3 separate regions of the Mus musculus genome follow, and regions 1 and 2 are each linked to region 3. Evidence: chromatin loops called from intact Hi-C (ENCODE). Cell type or tissue: left cerebral cortex. All regions are shown on one strand. Links, peaks and the distances in the headings refer to the core of each region. The heading gives the core; the rest is flanking DNA.

What was found. A loop is a pair of places that touch in the nucleus more often than their neighbours do. Peaks named below come from ENCODE experiments on the same cell type or tissue, not always from the same donor. Only the 100,000 strongest peaks of a DNase experiment are listed, where the experiment ranks them.
Region 1: a loop joins it to region 3, with 2.5 times the contacts of the local background. A loop is called at or near these places in 3 of 42 quality-filtered maps.
Region 2: a loop joins it to region 3, with 2.1 times the contacts of the local background. A loop is called at or near these places in 3 of 42 quality-filtered maps.

Annotation. Positions count from the first base shown.
Region 1 is chr12:53,036,212-53,047,069 of GRCm38, forward strand. All of the region lies in intron 9 of Akap6 (A kinase (PRKA) anchor protein 6), which reads left to right. It also overlaps n-R5s58. Among named protein-coding and RNA genes, the nearest start is that of Npas3, 210 kb to the right of the region's middle. In left cerebral cortex, for the core only: a CTCF peak has its summit at 6,697; DNase peaks (open chromatin) are centred at 4,649 and 6,723.
Region 2 is chr12:53,022,959-53,033,816 of GRCm38, forward strand. Akap6 (A kinase (PRKA) anchor protein 6) reads left to right here. Exons shown (of 14, transcript NM_198111.2): 9 at 2,763-2,883. Among named protein-coding and RNA genes, the nearest start is that of Npas3, 220 kb to the right of the region's middle. In left cerebral cortex, for the core only: no CTCF peak of the experiment used is centred there; DNase peaks (open chromatin) are centred at 4,573 and 6,161.
Region 3 is chr12:53,134,463-53,145,320 of GRCm38, forward strand. It overlaps Akap6 (A kinase (PRKA) anchor protein 6), which reads left to right. Exons shown (of 14, transcript NM_198111.2): 13 at 4,919-8,306. The coding sequence ends at 8,266. Among named protein-coding and RNA genes, the nearest start is that of Npas3, 110 kb to the right of the region's middle. In left cerebral cortex, for the core only: no CTCF peak of the experiment used is centred there; a DNase peak (open chromatin) is centred at 6,345.

The sequences.
Region 1 (10,858 bases), core at 1,952-9,951, 98 kb before region 3:
GATCCACTAAAGGCAGGAAGATGCAACCTTTGTAAATCCGGTTTTCACCAAAGAAAGTTCCCTAGTACACCCTAGGAATACCATTTGTGGGAAAACCACCTTCTAGTGCTGTCAAGGAAGCAGTTTTAGTTCTCAGAAATAGGGGCATTTCTCAGCAACTCTTTTAATAATGTGGGCTTTTTAAAAAGCGCATACATTCTTAAATGTGTATGAACTTGGGTGCCGCTGTGTCCCTAATGAGGTAGGTGCACTGGGTTAGGATAAGAAAGCAGTGCCAGTTACACGGCTGATTCAGTTGTGACTTTCCCAAGACACAACACACACACACACACACACACACACACACATCTACATATGTGTATGTGTACATATTTGTTTTTCTGAAAGAAACACCCACCAAGTTTATAGCCTATTGCTTTCAGGTTTATTTCAGTTTTATTGCTAAACGTCCTTATACAGAGCTAGGACGTTTCTCTGAGAGAGTATCTCTCCATCCTGAGATTCATCTGAACACACTACTCAGCTGCCTTCCCTAGTTGATTCCATATGTCTGTAGATATTTGCATAAAAAATTTATGATTGTGATATTCCTCTTGTCATGTTATCCATTAAAACCTGAGAAGCTCGTGGCAGAAGTATGCACAGAAATGCATTTATGCACACACATTTACATATGGGCACACACGTGGATGAGGTATTAATTTGTTTAATTAAAAAAGTCTTTCATCAGAATTGAATTTAGATGAAACCAGAGTCCTTAGACTCAAGACATTTAAAGCATGCATATATAAATAAAAACACAAAATTCCTTCATATATGCCAAGTTTTCAGCCAGGAGGACATTTCTGGGTTATAAATCTTAGCACATTGGATTTTACTGCCTTTTTTTTTTTTTTACAACAGAGCAATGCCTTTTAATACTCAAAACTGCATCCCAAGAAACCTTCCTTCCAAACACCACACCGAGTTCTTTGTTATGAATTAAATACATACTCTAAGCAATGCTGGTAGATTTAGGCTTGGTGGATAAAGAATGGACAATTCGTGGCAGGTGAGATGCCCATGGGTTGTGGGGGTGATGGTCCCTGCTTGTCAAGCCTGAAGACCTGAGTTTGATCCCTAAGACCTATGTGGTAGAAGGAGAAAACTGATCTACACTCTGACACACACCTTGGCACATGCATTTGTGCATATCCACAATAAATAACTATAATAAAACTTCTAAAAGAATTAATGATTACATTTTTTGTTAAAATTTTATGTGCCAAAAGGGCAGACTTCATGTCTGTGGTGTGTATGGCTTGTCTCCAGTATATGGCAATATGTCTGGGGCATTTAGAAACAATAATTATACTTCCAAAATATTTCCAGCAACATTTATTCAATTGTTAAACTCTGTTAATTAAAAGTATGCTATTATTTCATGACTTTATCAAGTAAGTCATTGAGTATAAAATTTCGTGTTTTTTAAATATTAAATATAAAACCAAAATCTTTATCCTGGAAAACTAAAAACAGGAAAGACAGTTGTTAATAATAATCATCACTGTGCTGTCAATTGACCAAATTACTATCAGGAGAAAAGAAGAAAAGAGGGAGAAGAAAGGAAAAGACACCATTATAATTGAGTTGTAAATAGCACCTCCATGTAAAACTGATAACATAAATGTGGAGGCAATCTCTAATCTCTCAGCCAATAGCATTCAGATAGAACGTTCATTATTAATATTAACTAAGGGAATATTTTTAAATGCTGACTATAGATTTAGACTTGGTAGCTCAAATTTAAGAATGAACAGTAGAGAATAGAGAGGTGGATTAATAGGGAGAGGCACTTTGTGCTGAACCTGATTTATATATATATATAAATATGTATATATATATGTGTGTGTGTGTGTGTGTGTGTTTGTGTATACATACACACATGTATATATACACATATGTGTATGTATATATGTATATATGTGTGTGTTGAACTTGATTTTATCTATCTATCTATCTATCTATCTATCTATCTATCTAATGACATGCACTGTGCAAATTTGAGTATAAAAGTCAACAGTATATGCAGGTGAGAACATGGTTAGCAATTAGAGATGTTTGGCACATACATCAGCAAGTTTTGCTTTTGGAACTATGGTAACATGAGAGCTTACCCATTTTCATTTTCCTAATTATTTTTAATGTAAAAATGAATGGATTTTATTAGAACATTTTCAAATACACAAATCATTGTACTTTGCTCATATTAATAACCCCCCCATTGCCATCAGTTGTCATTCCTGTAAGACCTAGGAGAGTTATTTACGTAGTACACATCATAGAAAATTAGAATTGCAGGCTGGAGAAAGACTTAGTGGATAAAGTTGGTTGATGACCTAAGTCTGAGGCCCAGAGTCAACATCGTGGAAGAAGGGGGACCGACTCCTATAGGTTGTCCTCTGTGCTTCACTTGTGCATCATGGCACACATATGCCTATCTATAAATAAATACATCTAGGAAAAAAAGGGGGATTTGGCTTCACTTGAGATAAGTATTTTCAAAGATTGTGGTCAATAAGAAGGTAAGACAAAGAATGAAGAACATGGATGGGCGTAGTCTACTCTTTAATCCTGAGGTCAATCCTTTTTAGAAGCTGCTTCCAGGTAAACTTGACTATTACATCTCTCTTCCATCGTTCTAGAGGCTGACACATCGGTTTTATTTTAGGGTTTCTCCAATATTTTCATTTTAAATAACATTTACGCTTTTCATAATTTATAAAATGCCAATTATTATCATACGTGGTATTTTATATATTCCACCTAGCAATTAATTGTGAATTTTTTTTGAAGAATGAAAGTATTTAATTTTACTGAGGTGCCCTAAGGAAACCCTGAGGTCTCAATTATGTTCCTTGGCACCTTTAAAAGATAATAGCTTCAAAACACAACAGAGTTCTGTCTGTGACTCTGGTAGAAACACTGAGGTAGAACTAGACTGGCCATGCTTCTGTTCTCAATGGCCTACTGCCTTCTTCCCAAGTGCCTATTCCTTCTCATTATTAATACCAAAGATATTTATTTATAGATTAAATGTGTAGTGTACAGAAATTCACATTAAAGAAAAAATTAATCCCACAGCAAGGTAGAAATATTAATGTAAGAACATTTTTCATCTGAAGGGTGGGGTATCCTTTTTTATTTACTGGTATGGAAGACTACAGGACAAGCTTATGATTGAGTGATTTAATTTTGTCATTTTCCTAATTTGAATAGGTTGCATATAATCTTGATGCTATCAAAGAAGAAGAATATGTAAACACAAAATTGTGACCAAGGTAGAATAAATAATTACTATTAGTTGTGTTGTAGAGGTATCAATTTGGGCTTATGCAGTTATGAAAAGGCTAAACTATCCATCATTGAGAATTAGAATTTGGTTGGTAGTTGTGATGAACTTGTATTTTACTCTTATTTATGTCCACCTTGAGCTCCACTAGGGCTTACTATCTTCTCACTGTGTTCTTACTTCCTGTTCCTGAGCTGGGACACACTGAGACCTGAAAACTTGCAGGAAGAATGTTGCTGTCCATATGATTTGCTTCCTCCTCCTCCTCCTCCTCCTCCTCCTCCTCCTCCCTCTCCCCTCCCCCTTCCCCTCCCCCTCCTCCTTTTCTTCCTCCTTCTTTTCACTCTCATCTGCCTGATGGATGCCTAAGACCCGTTCCGTGAGATGTTGGTTGTCTTATGAACCACAGGGGAATAATCTTTATATTCATTGAACCTGGCAGAAATAAATCTCTACGACTGAGCTAATTGGAATATTTTCTATGACATGGAAGTGCAGCAGAAGATCTCCAGTTCAGCTAGCATTTCATAATCCATGTTTTGATAATACTTCCACAAGTTTCCATTCTTCCCAGTTTGTATTAGAAAAAGAATTAAAATACAAAACCACCACTGGGAGCCTTTTCTGTTTAAAAATAACAACAAGAGTAGGGCTGCTAGGGTCAGTGCCACAAATCCCAGGTATCACCCAACTAGAGCACTGAGTTTAGCCTTTAAAACACTTTAACAGAAGTAAATCATTCCTCGCCCACTGCCCACGCTGCCGCTCAGATCTGTGTCCTGCAAGGGTGGACGTTCCCAGGGTTGAGTAAGTTCGCTCAGCAACACTCTCCCACTTGAATCATCATGCAATCGCTGTTTCCTCCCAAATATTACAAAGTTAACTCTTAGGGGGTTTGTACAGCTATTCAGTTCTATGGAGGGTGAGGAGTTTAGTAGAACTTTATGGACTAAAAGCGACCTCAAAGGCATCTTTATTTCATTTCTTCCCTTCGAGGATTTTAAAAAATTCATTTCAGATAAGAGGAAATTTATCCTTAAGATCTTTCCAGAAGGAATTCTACAACCTCCCATTAAAATGTTTAACAACTTTCTCTATCCTGGAAGTCTTCTTATATCCAGTGTAAACGCCTTCTGTTGTTAGGTTTAATTGTCAAATCAACCAGAACCTATGCTCTATAATTAAATATCTTCACGCTCTTCTATGTAGTCACATTTTCCCAAGTTTTTGCAGTTTTCTTCTCACACTAGCAAAACCATATTTTTAGATCATTTATTTCAGTTTTGTCTACACTCCATCCAACTAAGACTACTCCCATGCTCTTTTCTAAGAGAAAACACGCCAACGCCAGCAGAGAGATTACTGGCATAGTCATATATGTGATGATCATAGCAAGCTCCATGGATTTTACAATCGGCATTTTCAGCTCTTTCATTGGCAGCTAACAAAGGGCTTCATGAGCAGGATGGGACATGTCAAGGGATGGTTTTACATATAGTGAGCACCGGAAAATGAGAGCTCCTGTCTCTAGCTGCATATGTAGCAGAAGATGGCCTAGTCGGCCATCACTGGGTAGAGAGGCCCCTTGGTCTTGCAAACTTTATGTGCCTCAGTACAGGGGAACACCAGGGCCAAGCTGTGGGAGTGGGTGGGTAGGGGAGTGGTGGGGAGGGTATGGGGGACTTTTGGGATAGCATGTGAAATGTAAATGAAGAAAATACCTAATTAAAAAATGTAAAAAAAAAATTTTAAATTGATATTTCATAAAAAAAGTGCTGCATATGACCTATCAATGTTTGAAGAAAGGGCTGATGAAGCATTGTCTGCAAAAGAAAACCCCATAAAGCTCTTGTTTTCTACAGAGAGCTGGTGTATATTGGGCATTATATGGTTGGTTTAGAGCAGTGGTTCTCAACCTCCCTGTGCTGGTTTGAGTAAAACTGGACTCCGTAGCACTATAGAAAGTGGCACTATTAGGAGCTGTGATCTTGTTGGAGTGCCCGTGGCCTTCTGGGAGGAAGTGAGTATCAGTCTTTTCCTGCTACATGCCAATCCAGATGCAGAACTCTCAGCTCCTTCAGCCCCACATCTGCCTGTGTGTTGCCATGCTTCCTGCCATCACAATAATGGACTAAACCTCTGAACTTGTCAGCTCCCATTAAATGGTCTTGTAAACTTTATGCCCCAGTACAGGGGAACGCCAGGGCCAAGAAGTAGGAGAGGGTGAGTAGGGGAGCAGGGCAAGGGGAAAAGTATAGGGGACTTTCTTTGGGATAGCATTTGAAATGTAAGTGAAGAAAATATCTAATAAAAAATTGAAAACTAAGAAATACAAAAAAAAGTTTTCCTTTATGAGAAAAAAAAGAAAATGAATTTAAAAACAAAATGAATGCAACATAAAAATGGGCCCTCAAGCAATCCTCTTTCCATGTGGGGACAGAGACATGTCTTCTTGCTGCTGATATATAATCTATTATTTATGAAGGGGTGAGGCATCATGGCTTGGCCCCAGTTCCCACCTAGAACATACACAGTATGTCAGTTTCTTTGGTTTATTGTCATATATATGGCTATTTTTAATACATTATTTCTGCCTCTTTCTCAAGCTTGGTTACGCCTAGTATTCTAAAAACTATTGATGTAAAGTTTTAAGTATAAAAGAAGCTATGAAAGAAGAAATGGCAAGAGGCAGTATTTTAAGGGAACATGAGGTGGAAAGACAGGAGTACTTTCGCCCACTAAGAAAAAAAAAACGCAGTCTGCAACAGAAACGGAAAAGGGGTCAAAGCAAGTGTATTCCATTCTGTCTCCGAGGCAAAGGTGAGGCTGTGCAAAGCATTTCCAAGTTAGAAAGAGCTTCTTATATTTTAAACCATTGGAAGCACCAGATTGTAGGCTTAGGCCCTAGGGATGATGATCCTCACCTTGAATGGTTCTTGTTAAAGTTCAATCAAACACTGTATCGTCTGCAACAGAAATCTGCCAGTAGATTTGACCTCTCATTTTTAAATAAAGCTTTATTGGGACCCAGCCTTATGCATCGTTTGTGTAGCTGTGGCTCTTTATACAGTAAAGGAGCAGAGCTCAGTACATTGAGCATTGATCACACAGCTGACATCCCTAAACCATTTATAATTTAACACCATGGGAACCATGTGTTAATCCCTATTGTAAACAATAATAATTACAACTGCGCTTTATGAATATACTGTGTTCCTCAGGTTTGAATGATTTCTCAGTTCAATTTTCTGTTTGTTATACTGAACGTCACCTCTTTACCTTCAGTCAGTGTTTAAGGTTCTAATCATCTTTTTACAAAGAACCCAAATTTTTCTTGCTTTTCCGTGCACCGCTAAACAGTTAGTTGGCTCATTTCGCCACCAGGTGGCCTCCTATGCTCTGTTGTGCTTGGAGGACCTAAAGAAAGTGAGAAAATGGCTCTTTCAGCTCTTTGAACTTTAGTCATTCATTGTCTCTAGTACTTCACAGACAGCTTGGCTGCTCTGTGACTCCTTGCATTCCATGTTTGGCCCAAGAACATAAGTAAAATCATACCAACTGCCTTAGGAAACTAATTCTACTTCAGAGACGAAAATAGTTGAGACAGTAAATAATAAAAATAATAAAAAGATTGCAGTGTGTGTGAGTGCGTGTGTGTGTGTGTGTGTGTGTGTGTGTGTGTGTGTGTGTGTGAGAGAGAGAGAGAGAGAGAGAGAGAGAGAGAGAGAGAGAGAGATGCCCCCACAGTGGAGTCCTAATGCAGATGACCTGTTTTGTTTGTTTTGGTTTTAATCACCTTACCTTGCCTCAGCCCCACTCATATTGCACACAGGAGTAGTTGATAGAAGCTTCCTCAAGAGAAGAGAAGACTCGCTCAGACTCAGATCTCCATGTGTAACTCTCTTTTGAAGAGAATCTATATGCCTCATCTTAGGGCTCTAGTCTAGTTTTTAATCTTATAGAGACAGACTCTTGTGAGTCTTTGGTTTACATCACTAAAGACACTATTAAAGAAATCACACGATCAAGTCCCGAAAAAGTAAGCCAGAGATCATTATGCATTGACCAATTTTTATTATTGTTATTTCATTTGTTTGTATGTGTGTGTTGTGTGTATGTATGTAGGTAGGTATGTATGTGTATGTTTGTTTGTATATGTGTATGTAGGTATGTATGTAATGTGTGTGTGTGTGTAGGCACATGCATGCCATGCAGCTCATGTGTAGCTCAGAGGCCAGTGTGTATGAGAGGCCATCAGGATCAGCCATGGTGTTTCCTCTCCTGGCTCTCTCTTCTCGGGTCTCATTTTTCTCATTGTGAAATGAGGAGGGCTTGGACTAAGCTGCTCTAGTGTGGGTTCCAGCTTTGCCATTCTCTCTGGTGTAGAACTACAAACGAGTGTTTCAACGCTTGACTTGGGTCAGTTCTGTGACATCTTACTTCCCACCTTAATCTTCTTGCCTTTTCTGTTTAGCAATGCCTACTAACTGCTCCTCTGTGTCTCACAACATCTAAAGATATAGTTGTTACACCTTTGAAAAATGTCCCATCATTTGAGCAAATTGTTTTCCCTTCTGTTTGCATTGTATTATTGGTTTAGACCTGAGTTATTACATTGGCTCTCAGAACAGGACAGCTAAATGCACTTAGTTTTCTATGAATGTCCAAGTTTGCTTTTTGTTGCTGTCAATTAGTTTTCTATGAATGTCCAAGTTTGCTTTCTGTTGCTGTAACAAAAACCATGACCAAAAGCAACCTGGGGAGGAAAGCTTCAATTCCAGCTTACAGGTTGGTCTGTCACGGAAGGAAGTTAAGGCAGGAGCTAGAAGCAGAAGCCATAGACGAACTCAGCTTACTGGCTCCCTGAGTGGACTTTCTTTCACAGGCCAGGCCCACCTGCCTAGGGAAGGCACCATCCATAGTGGACCAGGTGACTTTACATGCATAGCATCGAAGAAAATGCCCTACAAACATGCCCATAGACCTGTCTGATGGAGCCAATTCCTTAATAAGTGTTCCCTTTTCCCAGGTGAGTCTAACTGACAACCAAAATTAGCCATCACTTTGAGGGAAAGACCTACAGGGCCCTAAGGACATTGGGTAAAGATCTAGCTCAGATGTGGGATCAAAAATGTTGATTTCACTCAACAGTGATTTGTTGAGGTTAGGTTAGGTAAAGGGAGAGAGTAATGGGGTATTATGGGAAAAGATGCAGAGCCACACTTAGGCAGAAGGAATACTTTTTAAATGTTCAGAATACTCTAATGTATAAAGGCAGAAGTAGATACGGCACACAGAGAGAACTGGGGTGTGACTGCTAGCTGTTATAGTGAGTTCTGAATTTATACAGTGAGGCCTGCACAACTCCATGTACGAAGTGAAAACTGCCATGCTGTGCACCTTCAGTGTTAAGTTCTATTAGATATTAATTATATCTCAATAAAGCTGAATAAAAGCAGACTATAACTGAATCAAAGCACTTCAGATGACCTAGTGACAGGCAATCATTCTACCCCCAGATTCCCAATTGCAGAGTCTTCTCTGGAGGACTGTGTGGCTGGACACAAATGGGCTGGGCTTAGAGGCTGATCACAAGTTGGGTTTTTTTTTTTTAATTTGCAAACTGCTTTAATTAATATCAAACCTGGTTAATAATTTAGGAATTTTCCATCACTTTCTGTTTGCCAAAAATACAAAGATACATCTTACCTTAGTTCATACTTTTTAACCCTATGTTTTGAAAGTTGTGTTAGGTCCTAATACAAATATTAAGAATTAACTGGAAGTAGGAAGCTGGCTCAGTCAGGGTCTGGGTTCGAGTATCCTGAACCAATGGGAAGCAAACTCAACATGAATCTGTAATCCCAGCACTCCTAGAGCCAGCTAGGAGCTGGAAAGAAGAGTGTCCCTGAAGCTGGGGACAAGCTATCTGGTATATTCAGTGACAAATAACAAAAGACTTTACCTCAGAAAAGATGGAAAGGACCAATACTTTAGGTTGTCCTTGAATTTCCATCACATACACTATGGCATACACCCACATTCACATATATAAGCGTGGACACACACACACATGTATGCACATGTGCACACCATGTATACATGGTATACACAGATAAAATAAAAAGAATATAAAGCATGCTATGTATTGTGATTTGCTATAGAGGACCCAATACTTTTAAAGGCCATCCCGAGCTAGTGAGTAAGTGAAGGTACTTGCCACCAAGCCTGCAACCAAAATGATGGAAGGAGAGAAGTGACTACTGCCAGTTGTCCTCTGACTCTCAAACGCAAGCCTTGGTGCACATGCGCTCACAAATAAGTAAATGCAATTTTTAAAAATGCAAAGGCCATCCTTCCCTTTAAGTAATTTATAATCTACTTTCTTGAGAAAAGTAAAAGCAAACAGCAGGATATACCAGCAGACAGCAAATCCATGTGCATTCAGAACATACGTGAGCTTTCTCATAGTCTATTTAAGAAATAGTAGTGGAACTGGCATTTGCTGGGGAGAAAAATGAAATAAGGGAACAGATGTAGATCCTCTGAGAAAAACAACAACAACAAACCCTTAGCTCTGAACATTCTCTTGACATGATTCTACAACTTCACCCAAACCAGGAAATCACCCTAGAGAGGAGTAGAGAGCCCACAATGCCTCACAATAGGTTTATCCAGTGCGTTCAATGGACGTTATTAACAGGCAATGTCTTTTGTCTTTCTACTGATAATGCAGTGTTCTACTTTTGGAAGAGAAGTCATGTATACAAGTATATAAACTGTCACTAGGAACATATAAATAGGTGAGAACAGGAGCGCACAGGCACGCAAGCTGGCACGCAACATTTGGATCAAGTTTGCACAAACACTTGGATAGTGCTTATTACATAGCAGGCCTTAGATCTTACACGTTAGTTCATCCAAAGTCATAGCAGCTTTATGGAGTATTAACATTATTCTTGGGCAGAGAATGAAGACCCAAAGAAGTGCTAAGCTGACTATTTGTTTTTAGGGTCTGTGAAGTTCCTAGCACTGGATAATATCACCATGTCCCCTCTTCCCTTCCTAAGAGGAGAGAAAATACTTATACCTTACCTTGTAGATTCTGCAAGAAAGGAATTGAATGTGTATGCAATATTTACTTTTTCAATGATTTTTTTTTTTAAGCCTACAGCACCTGGTATTCCCAAGTGGTCTCCCATCCAAGTACTAACCAGGCCCGACCCTACTTAGCTTCCAAGATCAGACAAGATTAGGTGCATTCAGGGTGGTATGGCCATAGACTCAATGATTCTTCTTTGATGTGTCTTATTTTATTGTCTAATGAGGCCAGAGAAGAATTATAATATATTATTTCTCAGATAGAAAGGGGAGGGGGATTTGCAGTCTTGTGTGCAAATATATAATAGGCCAAGACCAAAAAAAAAACTTATTAGAAAATTCATGGTGTTAAAAATTGAAGAAATTCTTTGAATGATGCAGTTTATATAGATTGTGGAATTCTCACAAACGTGGTCCGATTGCATC
Region 2 (10,858 bases), core at 1,513-9,512, 110 kb before region 3:
ATCTAAACGGCTAAGATTAAGAAAACTCCCCCTTGGCTTCTGCTTCAGTTCTTCAGGCTTCTGTCTTGAGCTCCTGTCCTGCCTTCCCTTTATGATGGACTGTAATTTGTAAGCTGAAATAAACACCCTGCACCCTGGCAAGCTGCCTTCAGTCACCGTGTTTATCACAACCCAAACCAAACTAGAACAGCTGGGAGAGGAAGAAAAGGACGAATTTTAAGATCAGCATCGAAGCTTTAAATATATGATAGCCTCCTTAATTAATTCATTCTCCTTAGGGAGGAATGACTTAGTGGATGCCCAGGTTTTCAGATCTCCTGTTCTTTTCCATCCTTTTCTCCAAAATGACAGCTGAGCCAATGAAGGTTTACACGACCTTGTGATTCTTGAATAGAGTGGCTAAACACAGGCTTTGGGTACAGGCTAGCTGGATTCTCAGGCAAGCTGCTCCCTGCAGACAGCTGTGGCTGTTTTACTTGTTGTTTTCTGTTGGCTTGATCAGACCGTAGAGGAATTCTTGCTGACTAAGCCCCATCTCTGCCCTCATGGATCCTACCAGTTTTCTAAGAAGCCTGGCATCACATGTTGGATCCCCACCTCCCTGTCCTTAGGTTCATGGTGCCTTTGTTGCCATGGAAACACCTCTGTCCAGTGTAGCCATTAAACTTTCAGAGATCTTGGAGTCTTCTCTTGGAGGAGATTAGGTAACTAGGATGTCAAAGGGAGTCTTAATCGTCTCCTTCCATCTGCACACCCCTGCTTGTTGCAGGTGCACCTCGTAAGGCAAGCTCCTTCCATAGTTCCTAGTGGGAGATGGAGCTGAGGATTCTGCGCTTTCTGCTTCCCCCTCAGCCTGCCTTAGATGCCCGCTCTCAAGGATTTGGGCCAATAGAGAAGGGGAAAAGATACATTAGAGTATCCACTCCTCCTGTCTTTCTTTGGTTCTTGTTCTCAAAGCCCACTGAAATGACAGGCTGGCCACTCACTCCTCCCTCCCCTTGCATTTAATTTTCCTCTGGATCCTACTCTGCACAGTTTGTGGGTGATATTTTACCTTTACTTGATTTTATTAGTAAAATATTGGAAGGTGTTAGGGGAAGGAAATGTTAGCCATAATTTAGACTGCATTTCTAAGTGACCATAGACTTAGTAGTTATTCTTTATTATTCACAGACTTAACTTTGAAATCCTGATGATTTATCTTTCTACAGTGGTTGATTTGTTGTTGAATGGGAATATTAATTCATATTTCACAAATATACTGGGAATACCTTGTGCGATCCAAGCATCAACAGCACTTGCTAGGAACACAGAATTGCATCCTCCTTCCTATGAGTTAGTACCTTCATTTTCCTAGAATCTTCAACTGTGTTTGTATCTCCACTGAGTCTGAAAGCATTGTCACAGACCACCATAGACCTGCTGAAGTTCCCGTGTGCCTTAGGTACCCATGTCTCTGGCATCTAGTGTACACTTACTAATAGTTCCACGATCAAGGATCTTTATAATTATGCTAAAACAATTGAAACAAAATAGACAGCTCCAGATCTAGTTTTCCCCCTCCCAGATCCACCTTAAACTTGTTTGACATATCTATTAAGATTAAGTATATAGTATGCATTTTTTCTGGAAAAGCAATCTGACACCGAGAGACAAGAACACAGCGGTAATGAAATCCCCCCATTGACTAGTCCACATTCGCAGCTGGGGTCACTACTCTATGAGCACTAGCAGGGAATCTACAATCTGTGCTCACTGAGTTTGACAAAACTGTAGCATTTCTCTTAGGGGTGGTTTGGAGGTGGGAGGACAAAGTCATAGTTTCCATCCTGCACTTTCATTTTCTGATCACAGTGTTTTAGAAGAATCTGGGCTTTACTTATTCACCAGGCTTTCAATAGAGAATCACATTAATCCTTTTAAGCTCCTTATTCTAATGATTTATTTTGTTGAAAACCATAGTGATACTCCTTTGAATTTTAATGATCGCTGGCTATTCAAAGATTCATTGTTTTGACTTCCTGTCCTTACCTTTGTTTCCTGCATGTCTGTGGGGAACACCTGTCTAATACTGGATCTGCCACTGGTTCTCGCTGGCTTACCAGAGTCACTCAAGCCTATCTCTGAGTGTTAAGTTGAAACGCTAGCTACTCATCCATGACAATAAATGTAGGATGTATGTTTGCAGAGATAGGCAGGTAGACAGGCGAGGGACGGATGAATGATTGAGTCATTTTCCGGAGAAAAGAATGTTTTTGGATTTGTTAGCATATGTTATCATTGTTGAAAATCTGGAAAATAATTTAGTAATAAACACTGAGGTGCCCCATCTAGGAAATTGAAATGAGAAAGCAGTTTTGGGTTTTGAAAGTGCTGTCTTTACCCTTAATCTGGGATTATGAAACTTTGGCAAATTGCTGGCCCTCCACTTCTCAGTCTGCGAAGGGATGGCATGCTTCCTATCAAGGACATAGTCACGGTTTCTTTGTTTGGAAAGGGGCAGTAGATGGTAATCACCATGACGTGGCTCAGGAGGGAGCATAGGAATTATATGTTGTGCTTTCCAAACCTGGGAAGTGGCTCTGTCACAGCCCTGCATTCCTGCTCTGTCCTCTGTGAAACCACACAGAGGATTTTCCTTCTCCTCTTACAGGTATTCACCCAGGAACACCCTGGGTTCTCAAGAATATATTATTCTAATATGAGATTTTTAACAACTACACTGTATTTATGCATAATACATTTTCGTGCCTTATCTTCAGGCTTCTGGACTTTGATTCAGAATATCAGGAGCTCTGGGATTGGCTGATTGACATGGAGTCCCTTGTGATGGACAGCCACGACCTGATGATGTCAGAGGAGCAGCAGCAGCATCTTTACAAGGTTAGAGCTACCCTTCCTGCTTTTACTTTGCGGTGGAAGATCTGATTAGCCTGACAAGTGTCTCTCTCAGGATAGCTTTGTGTTCATTGTATGTATCATGGTGTCTATTAGAATTCCCTCCCCTGTCCTCAAACTCATTTCCCTCCCTAGTGTGCTGACAGGCCGCACCGACATCATAATTCCAAGAAAGTTCCCTTTATCACATCCTGTTTGGTGTAATTCTAAAGAAGGACAAAGCTTTATCTTCAAGACCAATAGCAATAAACGAAACTGCATTAATAAAAAGACTGAAACAAAGCAAAGCAGAGACGGGCTGGTGACATTTAACAGGATGTGTTTCCATTGGAGCACTCAGGTAGATTTGGTCCACTCCTCAGAGCTTCTCAGAGAAGACAGAGATTTGCCTTCATTTTGACTTGTTGTTACCAAAGCACAGGGCTCATGCAATTTGAGGTATGTTAGTGATGCATACAACAGGCTCTCTCATTAAATCTGTGCATTTCAGGTTGTTTAAGAGTTCTCGCTTGGAATTCATATTGATCTCAGACAATACATCTGATAACTATCTATATTGCTTCCATGTCTGCCAGATCCCCCTTAACCTAGAGTGTTTTACCAATTCTACTTAAATAGCTTTAGAAATCCTTACAAAACAATCATGTGATTTTTACTGGGAGGAAAAATGGCTGTAAGCCTCAGAGTCCCTGAAAAGGCTGTGGGGGAAGGAAGAGGGACGTTCTACTGAAATATCAGGCTGCAGTAAATCTTCCTCATTTAAGCAATTTTTATTGGAGTAATTCTGACAGTTGTCATCCTTGAATTGCTTTGAGCATATGGCATATTTCAAAGAGCAGATTGTGAATCATAAAAAATAAAATTAATAACTAACCACAGCATCAGCAACAGTATAATGACAAGAAACAACTACCCTCTAGCTTTTTAAAAATCCTTATAGAATAAGAAGTATACTCAAGGTCAAATAAAAGTTATCTTCTTCAATTTTACCATTTTAGGTAAACCCTTCTTTCACAAAGTATTTTAACTTTTTTCTCCCTTCATGAGAGAGACATATACTTTAACAGAGTCTGATTGACATTAATTATTGTCCCTTGAGAATCATCTTAGTTAAGAAAAGATATAGGCTCCCTGTGGACTCCGCAACTGGGGACATTTTACTCTCTGAAGAATTCTGTATAGCATTGATGTCGTTCATTGACTTTTCTGTTTCCTGTATGGCTAGCTGTCCACAGAACCCAAATTGTTTTCCAACATACCACTTCCCAACTCACGTAACTAAAGCCAGGCTATTTCACATCTTATGTCAGGACCGGAAATTACATATGAAAGATGCTTTAGAAACCTGTATTAATTCAGTGCTAGAAAAATATTTTATTTCTGAAGCATCATCTCAGAACTTATTGGAGTCACGTTGCCAAATAACATTTCTTCTTGAAACATTTTGTATTTTGCCTATAAGCCATTATTTTTTTTTCTGAAACAGTGCTGTTCTTTGTCAAAATCACAGCCATATAATTTACATCACAATTAATAGGAAATCAGTGAATGAAAAAAGCAGTTGTCTTTTTTTCTTGTGGTTTTTTTGTAAGTGCTTTTCCTGAGAATTCCCATCCTGGTGAGCACTGAGTCATTACTCCACCCACTCAGGATGTCTGGGTTAAAGTATTTCTCCAAACCTTTTCCATACCGTGTCGCTTTCATCGGTGACTCAGCCTTTCACTGTGCCTCTGCTTCTAGGTGTTCAACATAGATATTCTCTTTGCATTTGGTTTCGTAAAGAAACTATAACCAAGAAACCAAAGGAAAATGCTACAGGTCTGCAAGGATCTTGATGTGAGCCCCAGAGAACTGCAGAGATCTAGAAACTTCCAAAGCAATCCTGGGGATATGGAGTTAGGAATCCTGTAGAAGTGTGGCTTTTAGATTAGAAAAAAACTTAACGAGGAGAATTGGTTTGAGGTCTTGCTCAAGAATTTCGAGGGCTCTTCGGGTCAAGTCAACATTGTCAGTGCTCGATTCCTGTGTTCAGATCTGCTTTCTGGGGAAGCCACTTTACTGATGACTTGGTAAAGGAGAATCTGTAGCCTGTTGCTCAAAGAGACTCTTGGGAGACCGGAGCTCTTTGGTTGCTCCCTGGTCTTCTTAACTTTATCATGCCACGAGACCACCTTGAGCATTTTTATCATCGGCTTCCAGCACCTCTGCCAATCAATGCTTTATCAAACTTTTTATTAAAAGCACCATTGGTGTTTTGAGTTTTGGGAACTATGTCTCCCAGCAGAGAGTGCTTGCTATCCTTATGCCTGAGCTAAAAGAAGATCTGAACCCACCTCAGAGGATTTCTAACCTATAATACTTAACCTATCTTCATTTCTTTTTACATCTCTTATAGTTGTGTGTGTGTGTATACCGCTTTGAATACATGGTGGTCAAAGACCAATTTATGAGAGTTTAGTTCTCACCTTCTACCAATGGGAAGCCAGGAACCAAATTCATGAATTCAAGCTTGGCACCAAGTATCTCTGTCTGCTGAGCTATCTTGCCGGCTTTTGCATTTATTGAAAGTGTTAACATTTAACCAGGTGGTAGTGGTACACACCTTTAATCCCAGTACTTGGAAGGAAGAGGCAAATGACTTTCTGTGAGTTTGAGAACCAGTTTGGTCTACAGAGAAAGTCTTAGGACACCCAGGGCTACATAAAGAAACCCTGTCTCAAAAAAGGGGGTGGGGAGGTGGGTATTAACATCAAGAGAAATGCCTTGCACTTATCACACACACACACACACACACACACACACACACACACACACACACACACAAGCCAAGCATGAGAGTGTATGCCTAGTGCATGCCTATAATCCCAGCTAGGAGAATAACTTTATTTGGGAACATTCTTGATGCCCTATATGAAGTGGGTTCAAACCCCAAACAACTATGAAAAATGGAAAAAAAGCTCATCCTGTGTGGCATAATTGAAAAGGATAATGGTGAATTTTCTAAAGCAACTCTCGAGTCGAGTGAGGGTAACAACTAAAGCAAGCATGAGCAAGGACAGCTCTTCATCCTGCCTCCGTTGTATCTCAACATACACACTCAGCCTTTGTTCTTCTGTCCCTGGGTAGCTCTGTATTCCACCACCCAACTCCTTCGCTGGCATAGATGGCTGGGTCCAGATTTATGCTTTGCTATGGTCCTAGGTGAGCCCCAGCAACCTAGGGAACCTAGCCTTTCCAGTGCTCAGAAAGCAAAGCTTACTTAGCACTTCCCACGGGAGCTGCTGCTTCCCCATCTGCTTTTATCCTCTGGTCTCTAGAAAGTCGTTTACCCTCAACTTCTAAATGTGGCAGAACTCATTCAGCATACCTCCTCAGTGGGATGCTCCTTGTTTTATGCTGTTTATCTCAAGCCAGCCAAACACAAAGGAACGTACACAGGGACAGAAGAGGCTAGGATAGGCAATGCATGCATTGACACGAGATGACGGAGTTTACCTCCCTCGGTACAGCCATGAAATATAAAGCACATTTTCTGTTTAAGCCATTTCCTGTTTTCATATTGTTAGACATTTAAGAGCCTCTCTTTCTAATTAATTTTACACTGCATCATTTTGAGAACAACTCAATTCATACTAAAAATTAACTATTTGCTTGATTACATTTTCTTTCCAATTTTGGGATGGTACCACCAGTGCTTTCCCTGCCCCCTTCTCTTTTTTGCCCTACCTCTGAATAGGAGCCCTCTGTGTCTATTTTCTAATAAACGCTGGCAGCTTCTTCAGCCTAGAAAATACGAACATCAACCCTTCTTGTTTTTTCTTCCTCCATCTGAGAATTGCCTCCAAGGAGAAGTTGCTCCCTCCCTCTCAGGTTCTTTCTCTCCATTCTTTCTACTCTCCTAAGTAGGACAATTTAATTTGTCAAAAGTAACCACCGTGATTTCGAAAGTTCAGCTCCTATTTGGACTAGAGTTACGGAGCCAGAATTCATAATACGAGGAGCTGTCATTCTGCTGGTCTGTGTGTGCATTAACTATTAATGGAGAAATATTTAAAAACCCACTTGCAAAGGAAAAGCCCCATTTTTTTTCCATTTCTGCAGATCAAAGGTGACATTATTCTTGGGCTCGAGGAAGCTCTGTCACCTCCTCCCATCCTACACACTTTATAGACTGAGTGATCTGGAAATCTGTCATGGATGGGAGAGCTGGACTCTGCTGCGGCTCCTCTCCCAGCAGTCACCGCTGTCTTCACGGTCCTTTAAAGGCGCACCCTCTCTGGACCACCTGACCTCCACCAGTTTTATACTGCCTACAAAGCACAGACCACAGAGCTCACCATAATCCTGTGTTGATGTATTAACCAAAGGAAGTGCTAGTCTCAGCACTCGGGTGCAGTGGTTGGAGTCTGGTGATTATTATTATAACTGAACAATAGTTACTTTCAGATGACATGAATAGGTGTATGTCTTGAGAGAGTCCCTTAGCTATGCCGCAACAATATTAGCTCATAGGATTTCCAAGGAGCTAAAAGTAACTCTGCCAGCTTGAAAGCAATCTCAAAACTTACCCATCAAGACTTTCATACCAGGAAATTTACAGTGGATTTTTTTATATTTAATTTTTAAATTTTATTATTTTGTTTATTATTTATATATTTACCATATAGTTGTACATTTTAAGGAAACAATACAAGTTTTCTGTATCTTTCTCCATTAGTGTCTGATCCTAATGTCCTGTTTGTTAAAATGAACAATTTGTTTTGCCTAATAGTTACTGAATGTATTGATTAATTCTTATATTTATGAATTTTGGATTGTTAAGAATCTTCATGAAAATACTTTCTATATATATACATACAAACATATATATGTATACATACAAACATATATATGTATACATACAAACATATATATTTATACATACAAACATATATGTATATATACATACAAACATGTATATGTATACATACAAACATATATATGTTATACATATATATGTATACATATATTATGTGTATATATGTATACATATATTATATGTATATATGTATATATACATGTATACATACAAACATATATATATATACATACAAACATATATATGTATACATAAAAAATATATATATATATGTGTGTGTGTGTGTGTGTGTGTGTGTGTGTGTGTGTATGAGATGCAGTAGCACCTCCACAGAGTGCTATGAGGGAAGAAGGTTTTAAAGTAAAAATACAAACCAGAACTAGGGAAAATATGCATAGGCCAGCGGCTTGTTCTGTGAGAAGAGTAAGTATGGCTGACAAGAGCTGCATAGCCTGTAGCATCCCTCTCAGCTAAAAAAATAGAAGTTTGAGTTTCCTGGTAGCAAAAGCAAAAAAGGAAATATGTTCACTTATACAGTATGCGTTTTGTATGAAAAAGCCATAATAGTGCCTTTGAAGAAGCTAAGGCCATTGGATATATATATATATATATATATATATATATATATATATATCATGTCTACGAATATTTATTAAGTAGTTCTTTTGTACAAGTAAAATGGCAAATACAGTATTTGTAACATCTGAACTAATTTACAGTTCAATGACTTAGTCGCTAAGTAAATGTTAGAGACTTGGAGCACAGACCTCGCCAAGAGACTCCTGTTGATGAAAGTTAACCAAGCAAACAGAGGCAACAGGGGTGAATTAAAGTACTAGACAAATAAACATGGTTGAAATGCTAAGTAAAAACGACCTGGCAAGGAGAGAGTGAGGCTTAGAAGCAATGACGGGGAAGGGTGCACTTGGAGGAGCTCAGGAAAACACCATGTAGAAAAGTCGGGTAGGTGTGTAAAAAGCTTTGCAACTTTAAATGTGTGTGAAGTACGATTATATATTCCAAGGAATAAGAAATACAGAGTAAAAGAAGATAAATGGGACATACTTGGCTTGTTATCTTACGACAGCTGATGCCAAAGTGATGTTGTCATTGCTATGAACTGATCATAGAAAACAGATTAATCACGCTATGCCTATATTTTATAAACTCACGAATATCAACCCCCTGGAATAGATTCCTTTCATTTTGCTTTGGATGGAGCTGTTGTAAATAATTTCAGATGTTCCTTGATCCTCTCATGGCTAAACTCGAGTTCCTACAACTGGATTGTATATCTGCCTCATGGTTCAGGCTGTGTTGATTGGGCTTAGAATTAAAGAATATCTACTGAATATATATTATTTTTATATGTTGGTTTATAGACTAGAAATGTGAATTGAAATTTGAATTCTGATAATTGGGCATTATATTTGGATTTCAGTACCAAATTTTACATTTCAATATTGATTGTACCAAATGAAACAAATTAGCAATCATTCAAACAGTTAGGGAAAATGACACCACACACACACACACACACACACACACACACATACACACACACTTCTTGACAATTTTTTTTTACCTCATTCTTAGTTGATTAATTGGATAGCCTAATTGTATGTTACATTTAAAACTCCATTAAGAAAAGAAAAGTATGCTTAAAATCATTATAATATTTCAAATAACATTATCTGGTCATTTTTAAAGTGACCAGAACTGAATAAAATCCACCCATCTCCACTGCTATCTAGAAATGAACTTGCTTCATTTTTATTAAAGTTCAAAAAGCCCTTAGATTAACTGTCACATTAATTTGGGCATTGATGAATCACTGTTTGATATGGATACTCAGATTTATATTTTTCTCTTTTTAATTTGAGAGAGGGCAAAACTCTTCATGGAATGTTTAGGGGAAAGGCCGATGGGATGTTCCCAAACAACCTATGAAAAATAGTTCCTGCTGGAGCTTGTAAGTTCTATTTGATTCACCTTTTTTTTTTAAAGGGGAGGGAAAGAAGAAAGATTTTAGAGACTAGGATGCTAGGAAACAGTTGGCTCTGTACAGAGGTCGAGGAAGGGAAGCCCTGCCAAGAGTCTCCAAGAGTCTCCTGTGGTGCTGCTGTCCGGAAGGTGCGCTGGCTCTGGGGCTGGCCCTGTGGCATTGTGGCGCTGTTCTCTCTCTGGCTGGCCGGCTCTGGCCTAGAGTGGATCAAACAAGCTGTGGGGGGAAAGTTTCCCTCATTTGCATCACTTCTAGACAGCCCTGTCTTACTCTTTGCTGACAGGAAATCACTGTCTTTGTCACCTTTTCTCAGGGCCCTCCTTTTGGCAGAGATGGGCCATGTGACCACGTTTAATCACAACAGCAGGGCTGGCTGGAGGCTCTGACAGGTTTTCCTCCGCACTTCAATAAATGGGGTGGAGGAGTCAGGAGGAAATGACTACATTAATTTTATAGTGAAAAAGATAATTAACACTTGAAGGCCTGATGCTCTAACGCTAGAACCTATGGGGTTACTATTCAAAACAAAGTAAATTTATCAAAAACTTGTGAAAACTATCTTATTATTATTTATTTTAATCTTGAATGGTGAGATCTGGGCACGTTAGAGGGAAAAGGAGCAGGCAGGAGAGAGGGAGTGATTGCATGTGAGGAAGAGAGAGGAGTGGGGGAAAAAGAAGAGGAAATCCTAGCAGGCATTAGCTCTGTTTGCAAAAGCAACTTAACTGGGCTAAAGCTCCGCCATTCCGGGGCTGGAGGCGGGAGCGTGTAAAGTGCCGCCTCGATGATATGAATAGACACGGGCAAACAAAAGCAGCAGTGTGCTCCTAGAAAACTCTGCTTAAAGGAGTTTCCCTGGCAACAGAAATGCCGTTCCAAAAGTAGACAGAACTTTCCTCAGAAAACATACTATTAATAACAACCTTCCGGAACAACTTGGAACAATTTGACGACTTGGCAATAATGCTGCCAAGCGTCGAGCAAATTAATCTCACACATAGAGTTTATATTTCTCTTGTCTGTGGTTCTGCTGGGGCCCGCCTAGACCTCTGCTTTTCAGTGGCTCAGGGGTGAAAAGTATTTCTCAGTGCTGCCAT
Region 3 (10,858 bases), core at 1,729-9,728:
GGCAAAACATAATGTAAGTCATGGGTTAACTAGGCCTGCTTTTGTACCTATGCAAGCCCTCATTTTCCCTTGAACTTAAAGGAAGACACCTTGTTTCCTGGGCCCCACTTCAGGGTCTGTGTTGCTGCAGGTATTAGCAAAGCTCTTCCTGAAAGACATGTCCTTTTTGCACCTCACACCTCTGGAACCTCCTCTCCTTCCCCACCTAAAACCTAGCTGAGCAAATGTGTCAGTGAAAGGACTATACCAGAATTAGGGCTCTCCACAGGCTCTTCATTTGCTACTCACTGGCCATTTGGCATTCTTCAAAAGCTCTAGATTTTGGTGCGAATCAATTTGGACTTACCAGTTTGACAAGTATGGGAATATGCACTTTTTTTTTTTGATAAGCAATTCCTTTACAAATTACAAAAATAAAAATAAAAATAAAATAAATCCAATTCTTAATTAGTTTGAGCATTATTGACTACGTTGAAGTGCCAGCAAAGAAGATGACAGTTACGTCAATGTGGGTGCCATATTCCTCCCCCTGACAGTTGCACAGAAGGCAAATGTTTAATTATATCAGTGTCCTCATATCCCTCCCCAGTGCCCCAGTGAATGGTTTAGGTTAAATTCCAAGGAAATGGAGATTTTATTTAAAATGCTGACAGAATTTACCATAGAACAAGAAGGTCCAGGCTGCCCTCTACCTGAAGGATAATGTAGAGTCAAGAGTTTCTGTGAAAGAAATTGGCATGTGCAAAGTTGGCCATAAAGAAGATGGAGGACATCGCTCCTTAAAGCTCTATTTTAGGGTCTGAGGTTGAGCGTACTTGTCTAGGGAGGGCAAGGAATAGATCAGGAAAGTCATATGCTGAAAGGGGGTCTTTGTCATCTACAAAGTCTCCTCACCTCACACACACACACTTCTTCTTCAGAACATTATAATGGATGTTCATAAAGCCAAAGTCTCAGCAGTGGGGAGCATTACAGAGCCTCAAAATGTTCTGGGTTCTGTAAATCTAAGGAATGGGTTAGCAATTAACATTCTTACCATTTAGGTGGGCCATTTCTTCAGAATACAAAATGCTGGGCAAGAGGGAGGAAATCTCAGCCTTTCTGAAGGATTAAGGGCAGGGGAGGGGAGGGGAGGGAGGGGAGGGGAGGGGAAGGGAAGGGAAGGGAAGGGAAGGGAAGGGAAGGGAAGGGAAGGGAAGGGAAGGGAAGGGGGAAAAGGGAAAAGGAAAAGAAGGGAAAAGAAGGGGAAAAAGGGGGAAAGAGGGGGAAAGGGGGGGAAGGGGGAAAAGGGGAAAAAAGGGGGAAAGGGGGGAAAAGGGAAAAAAAGGGAAAAAGGGAAAAAAGGGAAAAAAGGGAAAAGGGAAGAGGGAAAAGGGAAGAGGGGAAAAAAGGGAAAAGGGAAGGGAAGGGAAAAGGGAAGGGAAGGGAAAAGGGAAGGGAAGGGAGAAGTTAAAAGTAACTGCCAAGGTCAGCTAAAATGGCCTAGTCAGCCATCACTGGAAAGAGAGGCCCTTTGGACTTGCAAACTTTATATGCCCCAGTACAGGGGAACACCAGGGCCAAAAGGAGGGAGTGGGTGGGTAGGGAATTGGGGGGGTGGGTATGGGGGACTTTTGGGATAGCATTGGAAATGTAAACGAGGAAATACCTAATTAAAAAAAATAATGTAAAAAAAAAAAGGAAAATGACTGAGGCTGAGTGCAGGCTTCTTTAATATGTTTTTTTTTTTTTTTAATTAAAAGTGAATGATTTCCAAGTAGATCCAGTCAGATATTCCCTGGAATTATCATACAAGGGAGTTTTAGGAAGTTTTAAATAACAAGAGACTTGAGGGGAACATAAACCAGGTTTAATCCTTTCCTATGGAAATATTTTACCCCAACCACTTTGAGTTGTTCCTTCAGTACCCCTGAGTTCTGTCCTTCCACAGGCTTGAATCTGTAAACCCACAAAACAGTAGCCGACCAGGACCGTGTCCAGAGACAGGCTAAGCTGCAGGCATCCCTTAGGCTTAGCTCCTGGCACAAGATGGCACAGTTGTCGAGTCCCAGCTTTTGAGACCCTGTTGGAAAATCCTGTGCTGTCACTTGTTAAAGTTGATCAGAGTTACAAAGCGCTTCTCTGAATGCCTGGTTTAATTATTTATCAGCACCGTCAGTACAGTGTCAGGCAAGGGGGTGTTTGAAATTAATACACTATTTGAGTGGACTGATTGATTGCTCCTACGGCTAGAGATTTTAACATTCACTAGATATACAGACTGGTCATTAGTCCTCTCCTTTATCTCTTAGCAAAGAATAAACAGAAATTGTAATAAAAATTCATCACAGTGAATGGACTTGGTATCTAAGTGGCTGTGATAACTGGCCCTGTACTAGATTGACTGCTAGAACACTGACAGCAGGGAAGATCTCTTTTAGAAGGAAAATTAAAAATTATCCCCTAATTAATGTTTGCCTTTATAACTGAAATCTTTTTTTAACTAAATTGGGTTATACAGAGACTCTCCTCCATATCCACTATAATAAAGCACACCTAATTTGTTTGTATGGCAGTCTTTAAGCATTAATTGTAGGAAGGATTGAGGCTTTACAAATGTGCCCTAATATGCTCCAGGTGAGGTTTTCTTCCTCCCACTAAAGAAAGAAAGCTGAGTGGCCTGTTTTCAACCAGACAGTTGAGATAATCTGATTTGTAATGAGAAAACCCTGCCTTCAGAGCTATCACCATTCTCTTTACCTACCAGATCATGGTTTGTTTTTGAAGAGTAAATTGGAAGGGATGGTAAGAAGGAGATATAGCCAAGGGGGAGTCAGGGAACTTATGAGCAACTCTACACATCGTAAGAATTAGTTACCAAATATTGACTGTTTCCCTGGGCACTTATAATTATTTTACATTTCATCCAAGAGTGATTTTGAAGATCAATAGAGCTGTATCTATCTTATAGGTGATGATGCTGATACTCAGAAAGCTTAAATAACTCATGCAAGCTAATGAAGCTGGTGAGAGCAGCCAGGCCATTGGCTTGTTGGCTAGTTCTAGAGTCATGGTCGTCCATCTGCCTCCTTGGCATGAGTGTAGGTAGAGCTGAGAATGCTCTATGGTTCTATCTGTAGGAGAAGTTCTCAGGGCCCACAGTGCATTTTTCACCTTCCTTGGCTCCACAATAGAACCAGATAGCTGGGTGAGAAATGAGGGTGCCGAAAGAGCCGTTTAACAGCTCCATCCCATAGAAGGCCAAGAGAATACTGAGTTCTCATGAAGACAGGCAGAGCACAGAAGAAGGGCACCTAGGCTATTGCATCCCTGGGAGTCAGGGAAGTCTTCAGACAGTTAGAAGCATAGGCAAACCAATAGTAATGATCAACAAAAGTCCAAGTGATATCTCTCTCACAAAGAAAAGATAAAGAAGAAAGGGAGCCAGGAAACAATGGTTAAGGAGCTGCCTGGGAACTCTCAGGAAGATGTGGGCATTGCTCATCTCAGCCAACAGGAGGCAAAGCCTAGTTCTCACAGCCAAGACCAGAAAAGAAAGAAAAATGAAGGTGTATACACTGTTATAGGTTCCTGGGTAAATAGGACTTTAACCTAAAATTAGAGGCAAGAGGGTTATGACGCACAGCAACAGATAGTATTCTACTAGAGACTTAGGGAGGAAATTGCTATGAGAATATATGTACCCTACAATATTTCATGGATTCTACCTTTTAGTCTTCATTTAGCAGTTTTATTTTTAGCTGCTTTAGTTACTTTCACATAACACAACCAAAATATTGACTTAAGTAATTTAAGAGGAAGGGTATTAAATGCAGACACTATTGTATATGCCAGCAAGATTTTGCTGAAAGGACCCTGATATAGCTGTCTCGTGTAAGGCTATGCCAGTGCCTGGTAAATACAGAAGTGGATGCTCACAGTCATCTATTGGATAGAACACAGGGCCCCCAATGGAGGAGCTAGAGAAAGTACTCAAGAAGCTGAAGGGGTCTGCAACCCTATAGGTGGAACAGCAATATGAACTAACCAGTATCCCCAGAGCTTGTGTCTCTAGTTGCATATGTAGCAGAAGATGGCCTAGTCAGCCATCATTGGGAAGAGAGGCCCCTTGGTCTCACAAACCTTATATGTCCCAGTACAGGGGAATGCCAGGGCCAAGAAGTGGGAGTGAGTGGATAGGGGAGCAGGGCGGGGGGGAGGGTATAGGGAACTTTCAGGATAGCATTTGAAATGTAAATGAAGAAAATATCTAAAGAGAGAGAGAGAGAGAGAGAGAGAAAGAGAGAGAGAGGGAGGAAGGGTATTTCTTTTGGCTCATGGTTTCAGAGGGTCCCATTCATAGTCACCTGGCCCCATGCCCTGGGGCATGTAATGGAGGAGCTTTGTCTGCTCTGCTGTGAAGAAATAGCAGAAAAGGGGCTAAGAACAGTTCATCCCAAAGAGCCACCCCAAGTGACATACTTCTTCCTGCTCAATCTTACCTGCAAAGTTCTCCAGAAGCTCCCCAAATTGTGCCACCAGGTGGGGAGCAAGCTTTCAAAACATGAGCCTGTAGGACACATTTCATATCCAACCCTCAATAATCAACCCAAGCTGAGATTTGAAACATAGCACAATCAACAGCAAATGGTTAGGACCATAAAGGATCATGTACTAGTATAGTGATTTTATATTTGAATCTACGTTAATGCCTCAGTGACAGTCACTATTGATAATAGCCCACCCCTACAGTGTTTGGATATTATCTCAAGGAGAACTAGAGTTCTTGATGCTGGTACCTTCCAATCTGCACTTCAGTTTTGTGTTCTAACTTCCAAGAGGTCCTAATAGATAACAATTTTCCGATTATGTTCTCTAATTCTCCCCCCCCCCTCTCTCTCTCTCTCTCTCTCTCTGTCTCTCCTCCCTTCTATTACAGGAGACTCTGAATGTGATTGACCCTGGCTTGATGGACCTGAATGGAATGAGTGAGGATGCCCTGGAATGGGATGAGACAGACATAAGTAACAAACTCATTAGTGTGCATGAAGAATCCAACGACCTTGATCAAGACCTGGAGCCTATGGTCCCAACAGTGAAACTTGAAGAGACACACCACAAGGACTCCGGTTATGAAGAGGAGGCAGGTGACTGTGGAGGGTCCCAGTATACCTCAAATATCACTGCCCCTTCCAGCCCACACATTTACCAAGTGTACAGTCTCCACAATGTTGAGTTCCACGAGGACAGCCACACTCAGTTTCTAAAAAGCAGCCCCAAGTTCACAGGCACAGTGCAGCCCACTGTTTTAACTAAGAGCCTCAGTAAAGATTCTTCATTTTCATCCACAAAATCGTTACCAGACCTTTTAGGGGGTTCCAGCTTGGTGAGGCCTTACTCGTGTCAGAGTGGAGACTTGAGCCAGAATTCAGGCAGTGAGAGTGGAATTGTCAGCGAAGGAGACAATGAGATGCCAACCAACTCCGACATGAGCTTGTTCAGTATGGTCGATGGGTCCCCGAGTAACCCTGAAACACAACATCTGGACCCACAAATGGGAGACGCAGCCAATGTGCTGGAGCAAAAATTTAAAGATGAGGGGGAGTGCATTAAGCTTTCAAGTGTCTCTCAGGCATCTGTCTCACCAGTGGGTTGTGTAAATGGGAAAGCTGGGGACTTAAACAGTATTACCAAACACACCACTGATTGTTTGGGAGACGAATTACAAGGAAAACATGAGGTGTTTACATTTTATGACTACTCGTACCTCCAAGGCTCAAAACTCAAATTCCCAATGATAATGAAACAGCCGCAGAGTGAGAAGGCACATTTGGAGGATCCCCTTCTTCGTGGTTTCTATTTTGATAAAAAGTCCTGCAAACCTAAACATCAGACTTCTGAGTCACAACCAGACGCGCCCCTCCATGAAAAGATCTTGGCAAGTGCCCCCCACGAGATGGGTCGAAGCTCATACAAAAGTAGCGACATAGAGAAGGCACTCACGGGCATCCAGAATGCCCGACAGCTCTCCCTTTTATCTCGTAGCTCATCTGTAGAGTCCCTTTCCCCAGGGGGTGATTTGTTTGGATTGGGAATCTTTAAAAATGGCAGTGACAGCCTCCAGCGAAGCACTTCTTTAGAAAGTTGGTTGACATCCTATAAGAGCAACGAGGATCTTTTTAGCTGTCACAGCTCTGGGGACATAAGTGTGAGCAGTGGCTCGGTTGGTGAGCTGAGCAAGAGGACATTAGATCTTTTGAATCGTCTGGAGAACATACAGAGCCCCTCAGAGCAAAAGATCAAGCGGAGTGTTTCAGATATCACTCTGCAAAGCAGTTCCCAAAAGATGTCCTTCAGTGGCCAGATGTCACTGGATGTCGCATCCTCTATCAATGAAGACTCGCCGGCATCTCTTACCGAACTGAGTAGCAGCGATGAGCTCTCTCTTTGCTCGGAGGACATTGTGTTACACAAAAACAAGGTCCCAGAGTCCAACGCATCATTCAGGAAGCGCCTGAATCGCTCGGTGGCTGATGAGAGCGACGTCAATGTCAGCATGATTGTCAACGTCTCCTGCACCTCTGCTTGCACTGATGACGAAGACGACAGCGACCTCCTCTCCAGCTCCACTCTCACCTTGACGGAAGAAGAGCTGTGTCTCAAAGATGAGGATGACGACTCCAGTATCGCAACGGATGATGAAATTTATGAGGAAAGCAACCTGATGTCTGGGCTGGACTACATCAAGAACGAACTGCAGACGTGGATAAGACCCAAACTTTCCTTGTCGAGAGAAAAGAAACGGCCCAGTGTCACTGATGAAATAAAGGTCAATAAAGATGGAGGAAGTACCGAGAGGGCCAATCCCTCGGACACCCTGGACATTGAGGCCCTTCTAAATTGCTCCATAAAACGTCTCTCTGAAAACAATGGGAATGGCAAGAACCCACCCAGAACTCATGACTTAGGAACCAAAGGTGAAAATAAGAAAAATACGTACGACGTTACTAAAGATCCACATGTGGCCGACATGGAAAATGGCAATGTTGAAAGTACTCCAGAGAGAGAAAAGGAGAAGCCAGAGATCCCAGAGGCATCAGCGAACCTTGCTTCAAATGTGAAAAAGATTTCTGAATCCAAGCACGACGAGTATGAAGCATTAATGGATGGTTCTGATGATTCAAGTGTCACTGGGAAGGAATTTGGTCCCCCAAATGATAGGCATCCTCCACAGATTGGTGCCGATCCCCAGCATCCTGAAAGGGGTGACTGCACATCAGTCCAGAACTCTTGCTCAGGACTACTGTTGGAAACCGGTGGCGGAAGCAGACAAGATAGTGATGGACTCAAATCTTTGTCTAATGATGCACCAAGTGTGGCTAGAAACGCTGCTGGTTGCTGCCTACTCGAACAAAATGAGACAGAGGAAAGTGCTTCTATCAGCAGCAGCACTTCCTGTTGCAACTGCAAGCCAGATGTTTTCCATCAGAAAGATGATGAAGATTGTTCGGTACATGACTTTGTTAAGGAAATCATTGACATGGCATCAACAGCCCTCAAAAGTAAATCACAACCTGAGAGTGAGGTGGCCGCTCCCACGTCACTGACCCAAATTAAGGAGAAAGTGTTAGAGCATTCGCATCGGCCCATACACCTGAGGAAGGGAGATTTTTACTCCTACCTATCTCTTTCGTCCCATGACAGTGACTGTGGGGAGGTCACCAATTACATAGATGAGAAGAGCAACACCCCATTGCCACCAGACACCGTGGACTCTGGCTTAGATGACAAGGAAGACGTGGACTGCTTCTTTGAAGCTTGTGTTGAGGACGAGCCTGCTGATGAGGAAGCCCGTCTCTCCAGTGCCCTTCCAAATGAATCAGAAGTCCAGGATGAAGCTGCTAAGCCAGAACAAATGACAGCCAGCTCTTCTGTGTTCCGTGATGAGACAGACACGGTGCCTCTTTCAGGACTTTCCCCTCAGAAGGGAGCTGATGATGCAAAGGAAGGAGATGGTGCGTCCCACACTTCCCAGGGCTGTGTGGAGAGCGCAGAGCCTACCACCCCCCCAGGAAAGGCCAAGAGAGAGGGGAGTTCAAGAAAGCAAAGTGTATCAGGAACGCCAGAAGAAAACGCTGCTTCAGCCAAACCGAAAATTCAAGCTTTCTCTTTGAATGCAAAACAGCCAAAAGGCAAGGCTGCACTGTATCCCAGCCCCCAAACTTTAACCTGCAAAGAGAAGCTCGTAAGCTTTCATGAAGATCGACATAGTAACATGCATAGGTAGAATGTAATGCCCCCAAGCATGGAACTCATCTCATTGAAAGGTATGTATGAGTATTTCTGCTGTGTGTGTGTGTGTGTGTGTGTGTGTGTGTAGATATGAGTTTACATTAATAGATCCACTATAGAAGACTGGTCAGCATGATTAGCTGTGACACATACACATCTGGATAAGACATTGAGTAGAAACACAGCAGTGGTAGTCACTGTGAAAGGCACAAGGGGACCAGTGGTGACATTTTGACATTTCAAGTGACATTATATTTATTCCATCATTTTGGCAAGAGCAATACAATATTTGAGAAACCAGCTGATCCATTTGGGGTTTTAATTCCTCTGACTAGAGGAGAAAATGCCCCGAGAGTTGCAGGCATTCCTTGAGATCAAAATGCACGTTCAGTAGCTGTATTCCTTACTGCAGCTCCTATTTAGAACTGCCCCGTGATGAGCAAGGGTCAGACTGAAGGCTGTGCCTCCTTCCAGACATGGGTTTTCCCTTAGGCTTCTGCTTCATAGAACTAGCATCCCAGTCACTCCCCTTAACACGGCCTCAGAATCCAAACAGGAGCAAAAAGTTGAGGGAAAAGAAGAGGCTCCTATTTGTACACACACAGATGAAGCACCAGCGCAAAACGCGCATATTGGGAGGATACGTGACAAGTTAATGGCGTCTCGATAAAAACAGAATTTTTGAATTTTGCCTGAAGGTGACAGGCTGATTGCCATCAATTTTTTTTTGAGAAATTCATTCCACTTTTCATATTTAATAAGACAGCTATTGATTGATAATCCTGAGGTGGTGATACAGCTCTAGAAGCGATACGGAGACTCTGTTATCTCCCATTTCTAAGACCCAGTGGTGAATGCACTTGCTCAATCAAGTTTAAAGAGAAATTTAGCTTTCAAACCTGAGAGTTGTGTTTCACCAAAGTATGAGGTGCATAACGCCCCTCCACCCCCACTACAGAAGCCTAATGCCGTAACCTAAACTCGTGCTATAGGAAATGAATTACAGAAGCAATCTACCCTAATTTGTTAACTTATTCAAATAACAGTTATTATACTTAACTATGCTAAAGATTATCTTTTTTGTGGCAGATTGTTTATTTTTTTGATGAGCCTAATTACTGATTTTCTAAAAGTAATTTACATTTATTACAAATACATCTTTTAAAATGTGACAGATAAATGTTGTTCCCATAATGTATTATGAAAAAAGTTACTATTTAAAAACACATTATTTAATTTGAAAGATGAATGGCAAACATCATTATTTTTTTTCCTGCAACACCTGTGCCCTGAGCTCATTAAAATGTGCGATTCTATGTTGAGCTGCTAGAATGTGGTGCGAGGGGGGAATCTATACCATATATATACCCTAAAAATAAACTCAGTATGCAAAACTGAAGAAAGGCATCCTACTTACTGATGTAGCTTCACTAATTTTCTATTTCAGACACTATTTACAATTGGTTGCAAGTGAGAACAAAAGAGGGAGAGAGAGAGATGTGTTTTCTGTGAGTTGTGGCCACCCTATAATCACACCCTCCATCAGTATGCAGTAAAACTGACCATTAAGGGAGAGTAACCGGGATACCATAAGCCGCCTCAGAACAGGTTCTATTAGAACTGATTGGATGCAGGCTCTGCCCGCCTCTGCAGAAGGACCCAGAATGCCTGGCTGATTTTGTTTTCTGAAAAAGGATAAAGGCTTGAAAGCAACAGCGTTGTGAGCATGCCACCCTGTGACTGTGACCCTCAAGTCAGCAGCCCTGCTGAGATCTGGAGCAGAGACGCGCTGGCCCTAGTGAAGGCTCTGGGATGCATTCTCCCTGTTTGATCCTCTGGGAGTCTCTTCTCTTCCTCACACAGAGAAATGGAATTGAAATGAAATGTAAATGATGAGCAATTCCATTTTTTGACTTGAGGGGAAGTGGTGGTGCTGATAGATCTGTGTAATTGTTACATTTTACAAGCATAGATGGTGTAAAAATATATCAGCCACTTGCCTGCCCATCAGAAGGGTTCTCTTGTGCCCCACACCAGGCTGTACTGTGGGCAAAGGGAACAAGCAGCCAGATTTTACTTCTGTAGAACTGACATCGCCCCCAAGTGACTTGTTATAAGCCTAGAGCTATGTGAACAGCCATAGATTGCTCCTATCCACCTTTGAGGGTGTGTGAGCACAAGTGTGAGTGCTTGCGTGTGTGAGTGTGTGTGTGTGTGTGTGCGCGCGCGCGCGCGTGCACATGTGCATGTACAGTGTGAATGCCTATGTGTACATGTGTGTTTGTGCGTGAGTGTATGCATGTGTGTATGTGTGTGTATGCAGTGTGAATGCATGTGTGCATGTGTGTGTGTGTCTATGTCTAAGTACCATGTTAACAAAACATGTTTGTGCCTGATCTTTTGCTTAGTTATAAGCACTGGGTGTAAATTTGCACGGACCTGTCAGGTGTCGAAGTGCTGTCACCTGAGAAGTTATTCAATCTGAAAAGGCTGCTAAGCTCCCAGAACTCCTTGTCAGGGTGTGTACTGAAGTTACATCGAGACTTTACAACCACATGAACTTAACTGTAGTCAGTGTTCCTTCCAC